Linked DNA regions of Mus musculus: region 1 is linked to region 2. A link is a loop called in an ENCODE intact Hi-C map of the cell type or tissue named here. Cell type or tissue: left cerebral cortex. All regions are shown on one strand.

Evidence for each region. A loop is a pair of places that touch in the nucleus more often than their neighbours do. Peaks named below come from ENCODE experiments on the same cell type or tissue, not always from the same donor. Only the 100,000 strongest peaks of a DNase experiment are listed, where the experiment ranks them.
Region 1: it touches region 2 in a loop (5-fold over the local background); 4 of 42 quality-filtered maps call a loop at or near these places.

The regions. Positions count from the first base shown.
Region 1 is chr7:25,715,822-25,723,821 of GRCm38, forward strand. Ccdc97 (coiled-coil domain containing 97) reads right to left here and starts at 3,214. Exons shown (of 5, transcript NM_028771.3): 1 at 3,097-3,214; 2 at 1-366. The coding sequence starts at 3,145. Hnrnpul1 (heterogeneous nuclear ribonucleoprotein U-like 1) reads right to left here. Exons shown (of 15, transcript NM_144922.3): 14 at 6,985-7,176; 15 at 5,340-6,542. The coding sequence ends at 6,426. In left cerebral cortex, a CTCF peak has its summit at 4,328 (motif pointing right); DNase peaks (open chromatin) are centred at 3,268, 4,344 and 4,727; H3K4me3 peaks cover 1,537 bases; H3K27ac peaks cover 1,384 bases.
Region 2 is chr7:25,622,704-25,630,703 of GRCm38, forward strand. It overlaps Dmac2 (distal membrane arm assembly complex 2), which reads left to right. Exons shown (of 6, transcript NM_001290487.1): 4 at 1,096-1,235; 5 at 1,324-1,486; 6 at 2,012-2,847. The coding sequence ends at 2,189. It overlaps B3gnt8 (UDP-GlcNAc:betaGal beta-1,3-N-acetylglucosaminyltransferase 8), which reads left to right and starts at 4,921. Exons shown (of 2, transcript NM_001036740.2): 1 at 4,921-5,019; 2 at 5,412-6,787. The coding sequence starts at 5,444. The coding sequence ends at 6,613. It overlaps Bckdha (branched chain ketoacid dehydrogenase E1, alpha polypeptide), which reads right to left. Exons shown (of 9, transcript NM_007533.5): 9 at 7,149-7,730. The coding sequence ends at 7,560. In left cerebral cortex, a CTCF peak has its summit at 3,331 (motif pointing right); DNase peaks (open chromatin) are centred at 1,526 and 4,092; H3K4me3 peaks cover 501 bases; H3K27ac peaks cover 335 bases.

The DNA.
Region 1 (8,000 bases), 93 kb after region 2:
CCTCGGCACAGTAGAAATCAGCACGGTGGTCTCCACGCAGATGGCCGAAGCATGCCAGGTGCTCTTCCCGGAGGCCTGTGCGGAAGCGCTCCAAGAACACCAGCGGCTTCTTGTGATACAGCTGGCCCAGGATGGCCACCTTCTCAGGCTCTGTCAGATCAGGCTCACCCTGCTGCTGGCTGCACACAGGCAGGTGGCTGGCAGCGATGGCATGCAACATGGCACTCACAGCCGGGCTCTCTGCCTGGGAGCTGCCACTGTTGGGGATGTCTGGTGTCCTCTCTGCTGTCTCCTTCTCCTGCGGTCCAGATGGAATGGGAGTCTGGCTCAGCTCCCCCCAGTGCACAACTCTGGGCTCCACGCCGTCTGAGAGTCAAGAGGAGTCTTTAGTTAAGGGCATCAGGGGAAGGGGGCTTAGGCAGGAGGAGGCTGGGAACTGACACATTCAAACAGCTCACGTTTACTGAGTACCTGCTACATTCTGGGTAATGTTCTAGGCCTTAGACAGAGAGACCATGGTGAACAGGCCGTGATGCTGCACAGTCAATAGTCTAACTAATTAACAAAACCATGGAATATGCCAGGCATGGTGGCTCATGCCTTTAATCCCAGCACTCGGGAGGCAGAGGCAGGTGGATTTCTGAGTTCGAGGCCAGCCTGGTCTACAGAGTGAGTTCCAGGACAGCCAGGCCTATACAGAGAAACCCTGTCTCGAAAAAACAACAAACAAACAAACAAACAACCATGGAATATATTACGTGCTTCCCTGGCTAGGTAGAAAGACAGTCGGACAAGCCTGGTATGGTGGTACACACCTTCAGTTTCAGCGTGGAGGAAGCAGAGGCAAGTGGATCTCTCTGAGTTCAAGGCCAGCCAGGCCTACACAGTGATATTGAATTTCAAAATAAAAATCTCAAAAAACAAACAACAAAATCCAAAACACCAATGATAACAAAATGATGATGATGATAAATAAAGTATCCAATGAAAAGCCTAAAAAAGACAGAAGCAGCAAATGTTAGGATGGCTCACTTTTAAACTGCAGGGTAGCAGGCTTGCCAGGAAAGTGACATCTTGTAGCTGGAGAGATGGCTCAGCGTTTAAGAGCATAGGCTGCTGCTCTTCCAGAGTCCAGATTCAATTCCCAGCATCCACATGGCAGCTCACAAATTCTAGCACTTGGGAGGCAGAGGCAGGGGAACACCTGTGAGTTCGAGTACTGCCTGGTCTATAAATCAAGTCTAGGACAGTCAGGGCTACACAGAGAAACCCTGTCTCGAGAAACCGAAAAGGAAACAACAACAACAAAAAACCAAACACCCAGTTTCTGGTCTTTGGTATAGCAGTTGGAAGAGCTAAGAAAGAGCAGCCTGAGAAACAGAAGGGAAGCAGTGCATATTGTTTCTCTCATAAGGCAACTGTGCCAGGTGGCTGGCACTGGCTGCTGGAAGCAGTATAGTAAGAAAACAGTCTGGATGCTGGGCAGGTATGTATGTATGCATACACACACACACACACACACACACACACACACACACACACACAAATAGCCCCAGCATTCAGGAGGCTGGGGTAGAATGATTCATGAGTTTTAGACCAGGCTAGACTACATAGTGAGTTCTAGGTCAGCCTAGGCTACAGGGTGAAACCCCACCTCAAATAAATAAATATACAATCAAACAAATGAATGAATAACAATGAGAATGTAACAAAACAACAAAACTCTAATCAAGTAGATTGAATAGCCATGAATGGACGTCCCTGGGGATCCTACCTGACTGGAACAAGTTCAGGGTGGAGAGCACGCTGTAGTAGGTGATGGGTAAGAAAATTATGAGCAGTGTCTTGGCAGTGCTAGGAGGACAGGCCTGCTCTACCACACACAGTTTAGATGGTGCTGGGGATTGAACCCAGGGCCTCAGGCATGCTATGCAAACATCCCACTAATAAGCTACGGCCTTAATCCCTGGCTTTGAACCTTCTAGGCTCCTGACTATAGGCCCATTTCACCACATCTTGCCCCAGATTCTCTTTTATGGCTTCATGGTAGCAAATGTGATTGGCATTTGTAAGGCTTGAGGCCCAGCACCAGAAAGTTTAAAAGATACATACAATTTTGTTACAGAAAATGTTAATATATATACTTTGAAGCAGGGCCTCATAGTACAGGGTTTGACTTTGTAGTCTGGAACTCACTATGTAGTTTAGGATGTCTTCAAACTTAAGGGTAATCTCCTGCCTCAGTCTCCCAAGTGCTGGGGTTACAGATATAAATCACCACAATTGGAGATTATCAAAGATTGAAACACACACTAGAACACACCTCTGCCTCTACATTCATAATCTGCTATTCAGCTTCAGTAACTCCCAGTTCCAAGTTGTCATCGCACATCAGACTACTATGAAACATTAAAGACAGGCGTGGTGGCACAGGGCTGTAAACTCAGTACCTTGGGACCTGGGATTGGAGGACAGCAATTTGGAGGCTGACCTTGGCAATAATAAAAGGCTGTGAACAAAACCCCAAAACAAAACAAAACAAAAGCCCCCGCCCCCGCCCCCCCAAGCCAATACTTGTAGGAAGTCAGTAGCAAAGTAAAAGGCATTGAAGGTGCGAGGGAGAAAGGACCTAAAGGGGCGGAATGAGAACTTTAGGACCTAAAGAGGCAGACGTTGGGGTCAGGAAGGGTTAGAATGCAATGGGGGCTGTTGGTTTGATGTGAGCTTTCATGGGACAAGAGGAGAGCTAGCTTGGGATACGGAGAAACTCAGGTTGGCACAGAAATGATGTTAACTTGAGAAAGGTTGGTCTGAGACTGGAAGAATCTGCAGGAGAGTTGTTATTTGCTTGAAGCGTTGGCATGGTAAAAAAAAAAGTGGGTTAGCCTAGGACATGGAAAGGGGTTCATTTCAAAGAAGAAGGGAAACGTCAACCTGCTACAAGGCCGAATAACCAGACCCACAAGGTGGACCAAGTGTTGAAAGTGCCAGTAAGCGGCGGTCAGACTTCCTAGAGTCCTCAGCGCTTGCCGGAACCATTTCCTGGTCACACCGCAAGAGCACCCTCCGGTCACCTGAGCCTGGCAAACGTCTCACCATTATCCGGCTTCCTCTCCGTCACCTCTGCAGCTGCCACCGCCTCCATAACAGGTCTCTTCAACACAGTAACCGCCACAGCGGGCTCCGGAAGCCAGGCTGGACCCTAGGTACCCGCAGGTACTTCCGGTTACGCAAGCGTCTTTATGCGGCACCCAAGCATCAAAGTTCCGGGTCAAAGGCGGGCCTTCTCTTATGCGCATGCGTAGCCCCGCTGATGGATCTTAAACCTATCAAATGGGAAAGTCAGCGGGGACCGTGTGTCATTTGATCGCTACTCTAACTTGAGGTCCTCGTGTGTTAATATTTGGAGTGGTTGTATTGGCCCTATCGCATAGACCCTCGAGTCCTCTTAAAAATACTTATGCGGTCAGAAGACAACTTATGGGAGTGTGGATAAAATTCAGTCAAGGTTGGCAGCAAGCATCTTTAACCGCCGAACCATCTCATCCAACTTTGTGCTCTCTGTAGATTTGACTTCCTTCTATCATCACATCCAGCCTGTAGGGCTGGCATGAGATTAAATTGGGGGGAGAACCTTTGTGTTTCCAAACAAGAAGGAAACCTGCAGATATGAGGAATTCGCTGTGTAAAAGGGAAGGACCTGCTCACCACAGGCAGGGTCAGAGACTTTCTGGCAGGGATAAAGCCCCCAGATGAGACCTGAAAGGCATGGGCAGGAGTTAGGAAGTACTTCAGGCAGTTTTGCTGACAAAGGTACTTCTGGGTGCTGTTAACTGTTTACTATGCAGAGCATACAGCACTCAGGAGACAGAGGCAGGGATATCACTGAGGGTTTGACGAAATCTTGTCTTGAATAAGGCCGGCCAGGGTTACATGGCAAGTTTTTCTCAAGAAAGCAAAAAATAAAAGATTATTGGAAGCTGGGCAGTGGTGGTGCACACCTTTAATCCTAGCACTTGGGAGGCAGAGACAGGCAGATTTCTGAGTTCGAGGCCAGCCAGGTCTACAGAGCGAGTTCCAGGGCAGCCAGAGAACCCAGACTCAAAAAAAAAAATGGAGGCCACGTGTCAGTGTCAGATCATAAAGGGCTTCGTAGCCCTATGAGGTGTTTGGAACCCATAAGGTTTGGGGTAGGGAACCAAGGAAAGGAACTGGAGATCACAACGAGGAAGGTGGTGCATTAATCTTGAAACAGGTTTGGAAGAGTTAGAACTTGGTAAGCATTCCCGACATTTGGGGAATGGCCTGGTAAAAACCCAGCTGCATCACCAGGAATGGCCAGCAGAGGGCGATGCTGCCCAACACACATATGCCAAGAGCAGCATTTCCCAGGCTAGGGACAAGGACCCCTCCTTACCTTCTCCTAGAGCAACTTGACAAGTGTCTCTCCTCCCCTTCCCCCCTCCCCCAGACAGGGATTCTCTGTATAGCCCTGGCTGTCCTGGAACTCAGAAATCCACCTGCCTCTGCCTCCCAAGTGCTGGGATTAAAGGAGCGTGCCACCACAGCCCAGTGACAAGTATCTTTTAGGCACCGACATGGTCCCCCCTCAGCCTTGCATCTACTCCCTCCTGGTGTCTAGCCATGTTGCACCTAGGTCCTGGGGCACTGTAAGTGGTATGCATACCTTTGGATACAGGCTCTTGTCACAACCCCCAGCTTCTTTTGATAGGTTGTGGCTCTTCAAAGGCTCCCTAGTTTCTACAAGGGAGCTGGGCGAGCTGCCCACACACTGCATCAGATGTGAAAAACACAGCTTGCACAGGAGAAATGAAGCTAGAAAGGACAGTGGGCTAGAGTCCCACCCCACAGCTCACCCTGCATTTTCCTCTTTTCCAGAAAGCCCTGCCTATTACTTCAGGGTCTCTCTAAATGCTTGGCGCTGTAACTGGTTACAAATTTGTATTCCCTAGAGGAGGAACTCCAAGAAGAGGGGCTAGGGTCATTTCTGCAGTGCTCACATCCCTAGAACTGTTCAGGATGATAGGTAGGGAAGAGTAGGCAGCCAACACCTGCACAGGTGGCGGTACAGGGCCACCCTGAGAGCAGCATCCAGGCTGGACCTTAGGGTAGGTTGGGCAACACACCCGGAGAGGGGCCTGCGCCAGCATAGTCTCATTCTTACAGCTCTCACCTGTCTGTCCCTGCACAAGGAGCATCTGGGTTATGTGAAGTACAGACCCACTTTGTTTAAATAAATGATCGAGGCATTTCCCCTTCAAAGGTTCCCATCCCAATTAAAGGCCAACTGCAGTAACACTTCAGGGTTTCAACCCTGCTTCCTTCCTGATAAGAGGTGCCATGTCATTTATTGAAAGAAAACAAAACAAAACAGGGTAAAACATCTTGTAATAAGTGCGGTTTGCTAAGGTCCGGTTAGAACATTCGGGAAGTGAGAGTAATCAAAAGGACCACTGTAAAACATTGCAGGTCTGGCACCTGGAAGAGCAATGGAGGTGGAGGTGGTGGTGGAGGTGGAGGTGGTGGTGGTGGTGGTGGTGGAGGAACTTTAGGGTCTAAAGGGAAGCTGGCCCCACCCCCACCTTCCCTTCACCCTCTCACCCGCTTATGCCCACCAGAAACTACCACGACTCCTGGAGTAAAAGGTTTCAAGTTCAATAGTCACACTCTCTCCAAGTACAAAAAGCAGTTACAATCCAACTGAACAGACGCTTGTGTGCAAAGTTACGGGGAACTGAGACATCATATAAAAAGTTAGGTTAAAGGTGATTTTGTTGTTTCGAGGGTGTGGCTCTTCCTCGGTTACCTGAACTCAGCAAAGAAATGGTTATTTGATGAAGTATCAACGGCTGACCCACAGTAAAAACAGACAAATTCTAAAAATTAAAAAAAAAAAAAAAAAAGCATAATTACCAAAAAAAGTCAATGCTTCCTCCCTCTGCAATTTGCTTCTTAAACTTTTTTTTTTTTTAAAGTTTTTGAAAAAAATTTTTTTTAAATCCTGAAAAGTAGACAGAAAAACAGCTCCTGGAAGAATTTACAACCAACTGCATGAGAGTCTGGGAAGCCAAGGGGCTAAAAAGCAGAGTAGGGAGGGGCAGACAGGCAAGGCTCCTCCCCAGTCACTGTGGCCTCACAAGGGAGGCTTCTTTAGCTAAGAAGGCAGGGGAGGAGGAAGTGGAGGGACAAAGATAAAAGAAAAGCTCACTGTTGCCTGTTGGAATCCAGAGAGGAAAATGCCTGGCCTGTATGAAGAGAGAAGCTCCTCTGGAAAAAGTGGGCTAGAGAGAGGCAGCCCTGGGATAACTCTGTCCCCAGCACCACAGGACTCAGAGGGGAAAAAGGGGCCAAGGCAGGTGCTATTAGAAGCAGCCGGCACGAGCCTCTGAAGGCTCCAGCACCGGCTACTGTGTGCTTGTGCCCCCCTGTGTGCTGCCCGAGTAGCCTCCATAGTCGTAGTTCCCGTAGTATGGCGGCCACTGGCTCTGGTTCTGATAGTACTGGCTCCACTGCTGGGCATACTGGGGGAGAGAACAAGAATATCAAGTTATCTCTTGCACTCCAGACTGTCCCTTCTCTCCTTTTGTGGTCCACCCTCATCACATGGGTTCTTTGACAGAAACCAAAATGCTTTGGAAAGGTAAGGGGTGACTTGATGTCACATAAATGGGAAAGCAGTCTTGGTCTTGTGGCTTGCTGGCTGGCTGTCCTTTTCAGGTGTGGCAGCCCCAGCACCAACTTGGAATGGAACTTGGCACCCCTTGGCTACGTTGGAGGCCTAGCTTAGCTAGGAAGGTTTGCTGCACTGGGGTCCAGGGCTACACATCGGCCATTAAAGACCAGTTTATCAAAAGCCTGAGACAAGCAGCTGCCCATATTTCAGAAACAGGCAGGAACCCAAATCTGAATGCACACCCAAGAATGCTCCCAGAAGCCTTACCGGAAGGCCCATCTTGTACTCACCTGCTGATACTGGTTATAGCTGGGCTGAGGGTAGGTCTGGGCAGTTGGGGGTGGTGGGGGTGTATAGGGGGCAGGATTGTAGGGGCCATAGCTCCCATAGTTGTAGGCAGGTGGTGGCGGAGGTGGAGGTGGTGGGGCTGTGTAGCCCTGGGTGTAGCCTCCTTGGTTGTAGGGTGGCTGGCTGTAACTCGGCTGAGTAGAAAAAGGCAAACACTCCATGAGACAGACAGCACACATTGGTATGCACACAGGTTCCTGGATGGAGGCAAGTCTGTTCTAAAGTGCAAGGATGGGTCTGGGAAGCAGCTGACCCTAGGCTGAAACCCGAGAGCAGCAGCACACAAGGCAGTTCAAAGACCTGCTTCACAGTCTACAATGTCAGCCTGGTCTCGCTCTTGGTGTGCCTTGGTAGTTCAATAAGCTTGCATGCACAAAGTGCTGGGTACTCAGGAAATGGTGGCAAATGGCCACTGTGAGAGCTGCTGAGAAAAGCAGTGGTGACAAGATGCTAGGAGCCTTTCATGCAGAGTGGATCAGTAACCCATTCCATCTCATCAGCAAGCCTGGCATATTCACTAGCTTTATTTTAGAGATGGAAGCTGAGGCTGGGGCTGGAGAGATGGCTCAGCGGTTAAGAACACTGACTGTTCTTCTAGAGGTCCTGAGTTCACATGCCAGCAACCACATGGTGGCTTACAACCATCTGTAATGGGATCTGACTCCCTCTTCTGGTGTGTCTGAAGACAGCTACAGTACATACACATACATACATACATACATATTTAAAAGAGTACTGGTTGCTCTTACAGAGGCTCCAGGTTCAGTTCCTAGCACCTACACAGTAACTCAACTGTCTATAACTCTAGTTTCAAGGAAGCCAATATCCTCTTTTGACCTCTGCAGGTACTGCACACAGGTGGGGCACATACAAACACATATAAACACACACACATAAAGTAAATTTAAAAAATAATGAACTCTAAAAAGAAAATCTAAGCGAGGTTGTTGGGCCAAGT
Region 2 (8,000 bases):
TGCACTTGAACACATGCACAAAGACATGTAAATACATCCACACAAATACATTTTAAATTAACAACCAGCCCTTTAGTCCCAATGCTCTGGGGGCAGAGGCAGCTGGCTCCCTGTGAGTTCTAGGCCAGCCTTAAAATCCCGTCTTTAAATACATAATTAAAAAGTTATATACAGCTAGACGTGGTGCCACACACCTTTAATCCCAGCACTCAGGATGCAGAGGCAATCAGATATCTGTGAGTTTGAGGCCAGCCTGGTCTACAGAGCGAGCTCCAGGACAGCCAGGGCTACACAGAGAAACCCTGTCTGGCAAAAGCAAAAAGAAGTGTTTTTCTGCTGGGTGGTGGTGTGTGCCTGTGATCCCAGGATGGGAGACAGCTCAGGGGCGTCAGTGTCTCCTAACTGGACATGATGACGTGTGCGTGCCTGTGCTCCTAGCTGCTTGGGAGGCAGAAGCAGAATTATAAACTCGGAGCTACATAACAAGATCCAAGACCCTGTCTCAAAAGAGAAAGTCTTTATGCACCTTCTCCTTCCTTTCTTGTCACACACACACATTTATTCAGTGTATGGGGGTGTGCTGCTGTATTGGAGGTCAGGGGACCCCTTCTCTCTGTCCGCTCTTGGGGCCCCAGGCATTAACTGGCTGTGAGCCTTGGCATCAGGCAGCTTCATCCACTCAGCCATCGGTCAGCCCCTTGGTTATTTTGTTTTCTTCTCTCTGGGAAAATACAAAGTTTCTGTTTACTCTTTCTACCTGGTTTGAATGCCTGTGCCAACATCCTTAGGATGAAATGTGCCTGAAAGAACTCGTGCGTGTAGCTCTTTCCTTTAGTGTGTGTTGTTGTGGGGAGTGTGTTGGGGTCTTACTCTGAAGGCCAAGCTGGCCCTGAATTCCCAATGCTCCTGCCTCAGCCTCCCAAACATTGGGCTTTCAGGCATGCAGTTGTGTGCACCTCAGCCCCTGATGCTGAGCAATATCTGGGGCTTCTGGCATCCTGTGTGAAAGAGTATGAAGAATGCCATCTTGTCACTGTTGCCACGTGGCCACCCATGGGAAGCTGGGCAGTGACCCTCAGCCACTCCTCCTTCTAGGTTTCAGGACAAGGAGGAATGGATCCGGCCAAATAACCGTAGCCATTTCCTCGCCGAGATTCAGAAGTTCCAGAATGTGCCTGTGGAGGCTGTGGATGCCAGTGGCTGTGCCATCAACTACCAGGGCCTGAGTAACCTCTGTGAGTGGGCCGGAATGGGTGGGTTTCCCTTCGGCATTGGGCTCCCTCCAGAAAGGCCCCTGATGCCACCTGCCTTCTTACTCACCAGTGCCCCTGAAGGAGCTGCGGTCCCTGTCCCTGCAGCGCTGCCCCAACCTGGACGACTGGTGCCTCAGCCGCCTCTACCTATTGGCTGGCTCACTGCAGGAGCTCTCGCTGGCTGGCTGCCCCAGAATCTCAGAACGGGGCCTTGCCTGCCTCCACCACCTCCAGTAAGATCCCTGCTCAGGCTGGCACAGGGCAGAGGCGGGAGGGGATCCTTGGTACTACTAGCCATCTGCCTGAACCCTGATCTAGTGCCCGGGGTTGGTGAGCACAGCTGAGAAGGACTCGGTGACTCCTGGCATGGCTGCCTTTATATATAGATGAGACTTTGTGTGTCACACTGTTGTGGGAGAGGAGAAGCCAAAGAACGGTATTTACAGTTAGCAGTGAATTTCTCATAACTCTACAGCTAGCTATAGAGTTTTCCTGGAGAGCCAGGAGCGTGGCTCAGTGGTATAGAAGTTACCTAGAATCTCCCAGTGAGGGGCTGCGAACTCGGCCGAGCTACGGTGTTGGATTAGAATGTACCAGTAAGGGGTTAGGGCTGTGGGTCAGCAGTAGATCCTGGATCCCTTCCTTAGCAAGTGCACACTCAGACACACAGAATAAAAAAGAGAAGTTGTAGTTAGGGCCGGACCCCACCCTTCACATGCACACAGGAGCCACTCACGTCTGTCCTTCTTGCCCTTCAGGAACCTCCGCAGGCTGGACATCTCAGACCTCCCTGCCGTGTCCCACCCAGGTCTCACTCAGATCCTGGTGGAAGAGATGTTGCCCCACTGTGAGGTCCTTGGAGCTGACTGGGCCCAGAATCTCAAGCTGGAACCAGACAAGCAGCCTCCAGACACATCTACCCCCCTCTCTTCCTAGCCTGTGGCCCAGCTCTTGAAGGGTCTTGTGGGCTCTGTGGAGAGTCTGAAGTCTTCTCACAGTCTGGCTTCTGGTGTAGCTCATTCAGCACGGAGCAGCATGGGAAGATAAGAAGACTGAGTCAGGACTGGCTGACTGCAGCCTGCAACTGGCAAACATCTGTTGCCTGGGCAGACAGCCCTCCATGCTGTGACAGCTGCATGCGGCTCCACCGTTTCCCCCAAACTCTGCCCATACACATCAGCAGGAACTGTGGCTGACATGAGACACTGCTGGCCTACACGGACTAGAGACCAGCAGCCCCCCGAGCCCCATGGCATTACCCATTGATTTACTGATGAGCACCTTCAAATGTGGGAGTCCCAGTGTGTCCGCCCACCCCACCCCCAGATGGAGATGAGTATTTGAGAAAATATTCTCTTTCTGGCACGACCGCCGGAGAGAATCCAAAGTAAAGAGACCTGTGCGGGGACTTTAGAGTGTAGCAGGGAGGGCAGCACTTGCCCAGCACCCAGGCTGTTGGGTGGCCAGCAGCTTCCCCTGGCACTCCTATCAACTGTGATTGATCCTGGCGCCCATGTTTCCGGTGGCTCTGTCATGAACCCAATACACTGTGGAAATGTGTGATTCTTTATATTAAACGTCTGCTGTTCACATTACCCTGTGGCCTTTCCTCCCAGCTAGATCCAGATGGCACCAAGTGCCAGGTTCTGGAGAGAAAAGATTCAGGGTGGGCGTGGGAGTGCTGGGTCTTCGCACATGAGCATAGCAGTAAGTTCCTTGTTGGAAAATCCAGGATGCCATAAACCCTGCCATGCAGGGCATCCCGGGTGACCTGTGCTGGGAGTGCAGCGTGTGCCCACAGCTGCTGTGCTGACAGAGATGCATGGGTGCTGGGAGTCCCCTTGAGTGCTCAGAGCTCCCACGGTAGCCCCAGAAGCTCAGTCGTGGGATGGACGCAGCCTCATCATCAGGCCTTCATCCCTGTCCCCACCCCCACCTAGGCTCTTTTGCCAATACCAAGGAACCACCAGAGCCATCTGGTGGTGACCTCGCCTGGACCCTGGCTCTGAAAGGAATGCCCGTTATTAAAGGTTTATTTATGTTTATGTGTGTTGGATGTAAGTGCATCACACTGCATACAGTGCCCAGAGTGGCCAGAAGGTGGCGTTGGATTCCCTTGGAAGGTGGTTCTGGGAATCAAACCTAGGTCCTCTGCAAGAGCAAAAACTGCTCTTAACCACTGGCTATCTCTCCAGCCCCATGTGTCCATTATTCTTAAGATTCCAGAAAACAGATTTGTCTACACAGCAAGCTCCAGGACAGCCAGAGCTACATAGTGTGAAATTCCATCTCACATATATGCATACATACATGAATGTATAATACATACTCAAGAGTGTCCTGTATTGCTAACAAATCCATAAAACCTAGGACCAAAACCACTTGCTCCAGAGCTTGGAGAGAGAAGGGCCTGCTGGGCTCCAGCTGATAAGAACAAGATGCACAAGGCTACCAATACTAACCAGGGCTTTCTCCCTAGTTAGTTGGCTTCCTGGGAGACTGTAAGGCCCCAGGAGGCGGCTATCAGTCACAGAGCCTTCAGCGCCCTGAGGGAGAAGAGCCAGTAGCGCTGAGAGGTCTTGACGAGCCTCTCCCAAGGCCCTAGGCTAGGCTGGGCTTGGCTCGACCTGGCCCTTGGCTATCTTCCTCACCCTAGCCGTACTTATTCCATTAACATTCACCATTTCCTCCCCACTCTCTTCCTCCATCTGTTCCCACGGGCTCCATTATTCAAACTTGGAGGGAGGAAATCAGGGCTGGAAAGATAACAGACTCTGAGCGCTGGTACACTGAGTTCTTTTTATATCTGGACAGTTCTCCAAACCAGGTAGGCTGCAAAGGGTCAACCGGGGTGGGGTGCGGGCTTCCTCCCAACCTAGGCCCCTGGAGTTATGGGAAGGCCATACCTGCTGGCCTCCCCAGATTGCTGGCAAAGACTCAACAGCAGAGGCCCTAGAGCTGGGATGTAAACAGTCAAACACCCTCTTGCCCCAAGGGGTGGGGCATAAAGCCCAGAGCATCACAGGGCGGGCCTCTCCCAGCTGGATGGAGGTGGTAGGAAGGCTGGTGGCTCAGGCACTAGTTGGAGGAGGTGCAGGCCCCCAACTCGGGGGTTCTCAGTGCACCCCACTTCATTTCTTTCAACTGTGCTCGCATGCCCCGCCCCCGCCTCCCCGCTCACCCCGGTCCTCCCTTTCCTCTCTAGGTCCTCCTCCGACCGTTCCCTGGTTAGTCAGGCTCTGTTCTGACCTCTTCCACCTGTGCGTCTTTCTCCTGCCTCCCTCTTTCTCTGTTCTTCTAGTTAACGGCCAAGGTCTCCCAGGTTTTTTTTTTCTCCTCGATCCCTCCACCCACTCGCGGCCCCTGCAAACCCACACACCCCCACCCCACCCCGCTCGCAGCACAGTCACGACGCTTTCAGGCGGTGGCCTCGAACTAGCCCCTTGGCCTCTCTTCTCTTTGCTCGTTGGGACCTCCCTCACAGGTCCGCGGCTTTGGCCACCCCTAAACCTTTCCCCCGCCGTCTCACCAGAAAACCAGCCCTAACTCGCCAGGGCGCGTCTCCCTGTCTGCCTCCCCTTCCCAGCCCCGCCCCGGCTCCTCCCGGCCCCAAGGGCCCTCCTGCCTCCTCCCCGCCCGCCCGCCCGCCCCTCCAGACTTGCAGCGCGGGCTGGGCCGACAGCTTGAGGACGCACAGCTGCGAGGAGGGAGTCCGGGCAGGGCTTTACCCGAGGACCCCCAGAGCTGGCGGAAGCTGGACCCAGAGGTACCTGGGGCCCCAGGCCCTGGGGTGGGGTTACTGGAGGAGGTAGGTAGGCTTCCAAGAAGGTAAAAAGGAGTTTCCCCGGGAAGCTGGGACTCCTGAAGAGACAGAGGAATGAGGGAAGGGGAGTAGGAAGAGCCGTTGGAGCGATACTGCAAATAGATATAACACCATGACTGCAGAAAAGGAAAGAATGGGGGGTCGAGGGGAGGCGGTGTTCAGTCTAGGATAACGTTAAGTTGGGTACTGTAGTTCAGTCTGCCTAGGGTCAGAGTCTCAGAAGCCATTAACAGAACTGGGTAGGACCTAGGCTGCTTGCCTGGGCTTCGCTGGGCCGTCTTTGGAGATCCACCCTGCACCCTAAAGACTTCTGTGGCTCCTTGTGACTCTTGCAGCCCCACTGGTGGCCCTTTCCCTGGGCCGGGTCATGCGTTGCCGCAAGTGCCAGCTCTGCCTGTCAGCACTGCTCACACTCCTGGGCCTCAAAGTATACATCGAGTGGACATCCGAGTCCTGGCTTAAAAAGGCTGAACCCCGGGGCGCTCTGCCCAGTCCCACACCACCCAATGCTGAGCCCACTCTGCCCACCAACCTCTCAGCACGCCTGGGTCAGACTGGCCCACTGTCCTCTGCTTACTGGAACCAGCAGCAGCGGCAGCTGGGAGTCCTGCCCAGTACGGACTGTCAGACTTGGGGGACTGTTGCTGCCTCGGAGATCTTGGACTTCATCCTGTACCCCCAGGAGCTTCGGCGCTTCTTGCTGTCGGCGGCCTGTAGGAGCTTTCCACTATGGCTGCCTGCAGGAGAAGGCAGCCCTGTGGCCAGCTGCTCTGATAAGGATGTACCCTACTTGCTACTGGCTGTCAAATCAGAACCAGGACACTTTGCAGCACGGCAGGCTGTGAGGGAGACCTGGGGCAGCCCAGTTGCTGGGACCCGGTTGCTCTTCCTGCTGGGGTCCCCCCTAGGAATGGGGGGGCCTGACTTAAGATCACTGGTGACGTGGGAAAGCCGGCGCTATGGTGACCTACTGCTCTGGGACTTCCTGGATGTTCCCTACAACCGGACACTCAAGGACCTGCTGCTGCTGACCTGGCTGAGCCACCACTGCCCCGATGTCAATTTTGTCCTGCAGGTTCAGGATGATGCCTTTGTGCACATCCCAGCCCTACTGGAGCACCTGCAGACTCTGCCACCCACCTGGGCCCGCAGCCTCTACCTGGGTGAGATCTTCACCCAGGCCAAACCGCTCCGCAAGCCCGGAGGACCCTTCTATGTGCCGAAGACCTTCTTTGAAGGGGACTATCCAGCCTATGCGAGTGGAGGTGGCTATGTAATCTCAGGACGCCTGGCACCCTGGCTGCTGCAGGCGGCAGCTCGCGTGGCACCCTTCCCCTTTGATGATGTCTACACTGGCTTCTGCTTCCGTGCCCTGGGCTTAGCACCCCGTGCCCATCCAGGCTTCCTCACAGCCTGGCCAGCAGAACGTACCAGGGACCCCTGCGCCGTGCGAGGCCTGCTCTTGGTGCATCCAGTCAGCCCTCAGGACACCATTTGGCTCTGGAGACATCTGTGGGTCCCAGAGCTCCAGTGCTGACCGGCAGAGACAAGCTGGGGTGGGTGGGTGCTGACCTGGCCTGAGTCTCTCCTAGAGACAAGCTGGGGTGGGTGGGGCTGACCTGGCCTGAGTCTCTCCTAAACCCTTCTTAGCCAAGGTGGCAGACTGTGTTTATCTACTTTATGGTTTTGAAAAATGTGTCCTTCCTACTCCAAGGCCAGGAGCGATTTCTTCCATGGGACCCCTGCAGGGAAGGCAGATGCTGCTGCCCCTCTGCCCTCACCCAGCCTAGCCTGGCAGGTTCCAGGGGGCATCCTGGACACCTCATTGGACATCATGCATCTACCAGGTCATGGAGGGCTTTCTCTGGAGGGGCCACATACATGCCAAGGCTGCCCTCTAGCCTGGGAACATTTATAGAAGTAGGTATTTCCAAGTCTTTCTGCCTAAGAAGCCAGGATGTCCCCAAAGGCTGGTGTGGTGCTATATACGATATAGTCCCAGAACTAGAAGCTAAAGCAATATCATAAGTCCCAGTAAGTTACTGTGTAGATACACAAACACACAACAGCACTCCAAACCAAATCAGCCATGCTGGGCTCTCTCCTCCTCTCCACATACACACCCCAGCCCCCAAACTTGAGGAAACAGAGACGAAGGAAGCAGAGTCAAAGGCAGACCTGTGGTTTACTTACTCTGCCAATCAGCTATCTCTCTGGGCAAGCCCAGGGCCACCCTGCCCAGAGGGTCTTCCCTGGCCCTGGTCCCTTCCCACCCCTAAAAGGCACTGTAACAGGTGAAGGGAGTGAAGTAGCCGCAGCAATGGCTGCAAACATGGTGCCCCAGTGAAGTAGCCTGGGGGAGCAGGAACAGGAGCAAAAGTCACCCTGGAATGCCACCCTGGCTGCTCAGCATGTTCGCACAGCTGACTAGCACAGGGGGCAGCATCCACTCAGAGCAGGACCCCCTTGTGCTGGCTAGGGCCTCACTTGTCAAAGTGGTCCAGGGGGTAGTGCTCCCCGTAAGTCTGCAGGTGCCGTGCCAGCGACTCCTGCTGCCTGCGGAGCTGGGCGGGCATCTCCTGGTACACATCGGAGAAGAGGAGGCTTGGGTTCGGCTTTAGCTTCCGCTCAGCCTGCTCAAAGGCTTCCATGACCTGGGAGACATGAGGGAGTAAGTGGCTGTCCCCTTCATCCTGCCCTCTCCCAACCACAAGCCACGGTCCAGCCTCACCCCTCTGAGGCCTCAGACTGGTGTTAATGAACATTCCAGAGCCTAGCCTGCAGGGTCCTGGCCCTGCACTGTCAGCTCAGCTCTGCAATGGAGGGAACAGGAGTGGAGGGCAAGATGCAGAGAAAGGAAAGGATTCCTCAGGGCGACGGAGTCAGAGCTGAGCTAGTGACCACGGTGCAGTATGAGGCCAGAA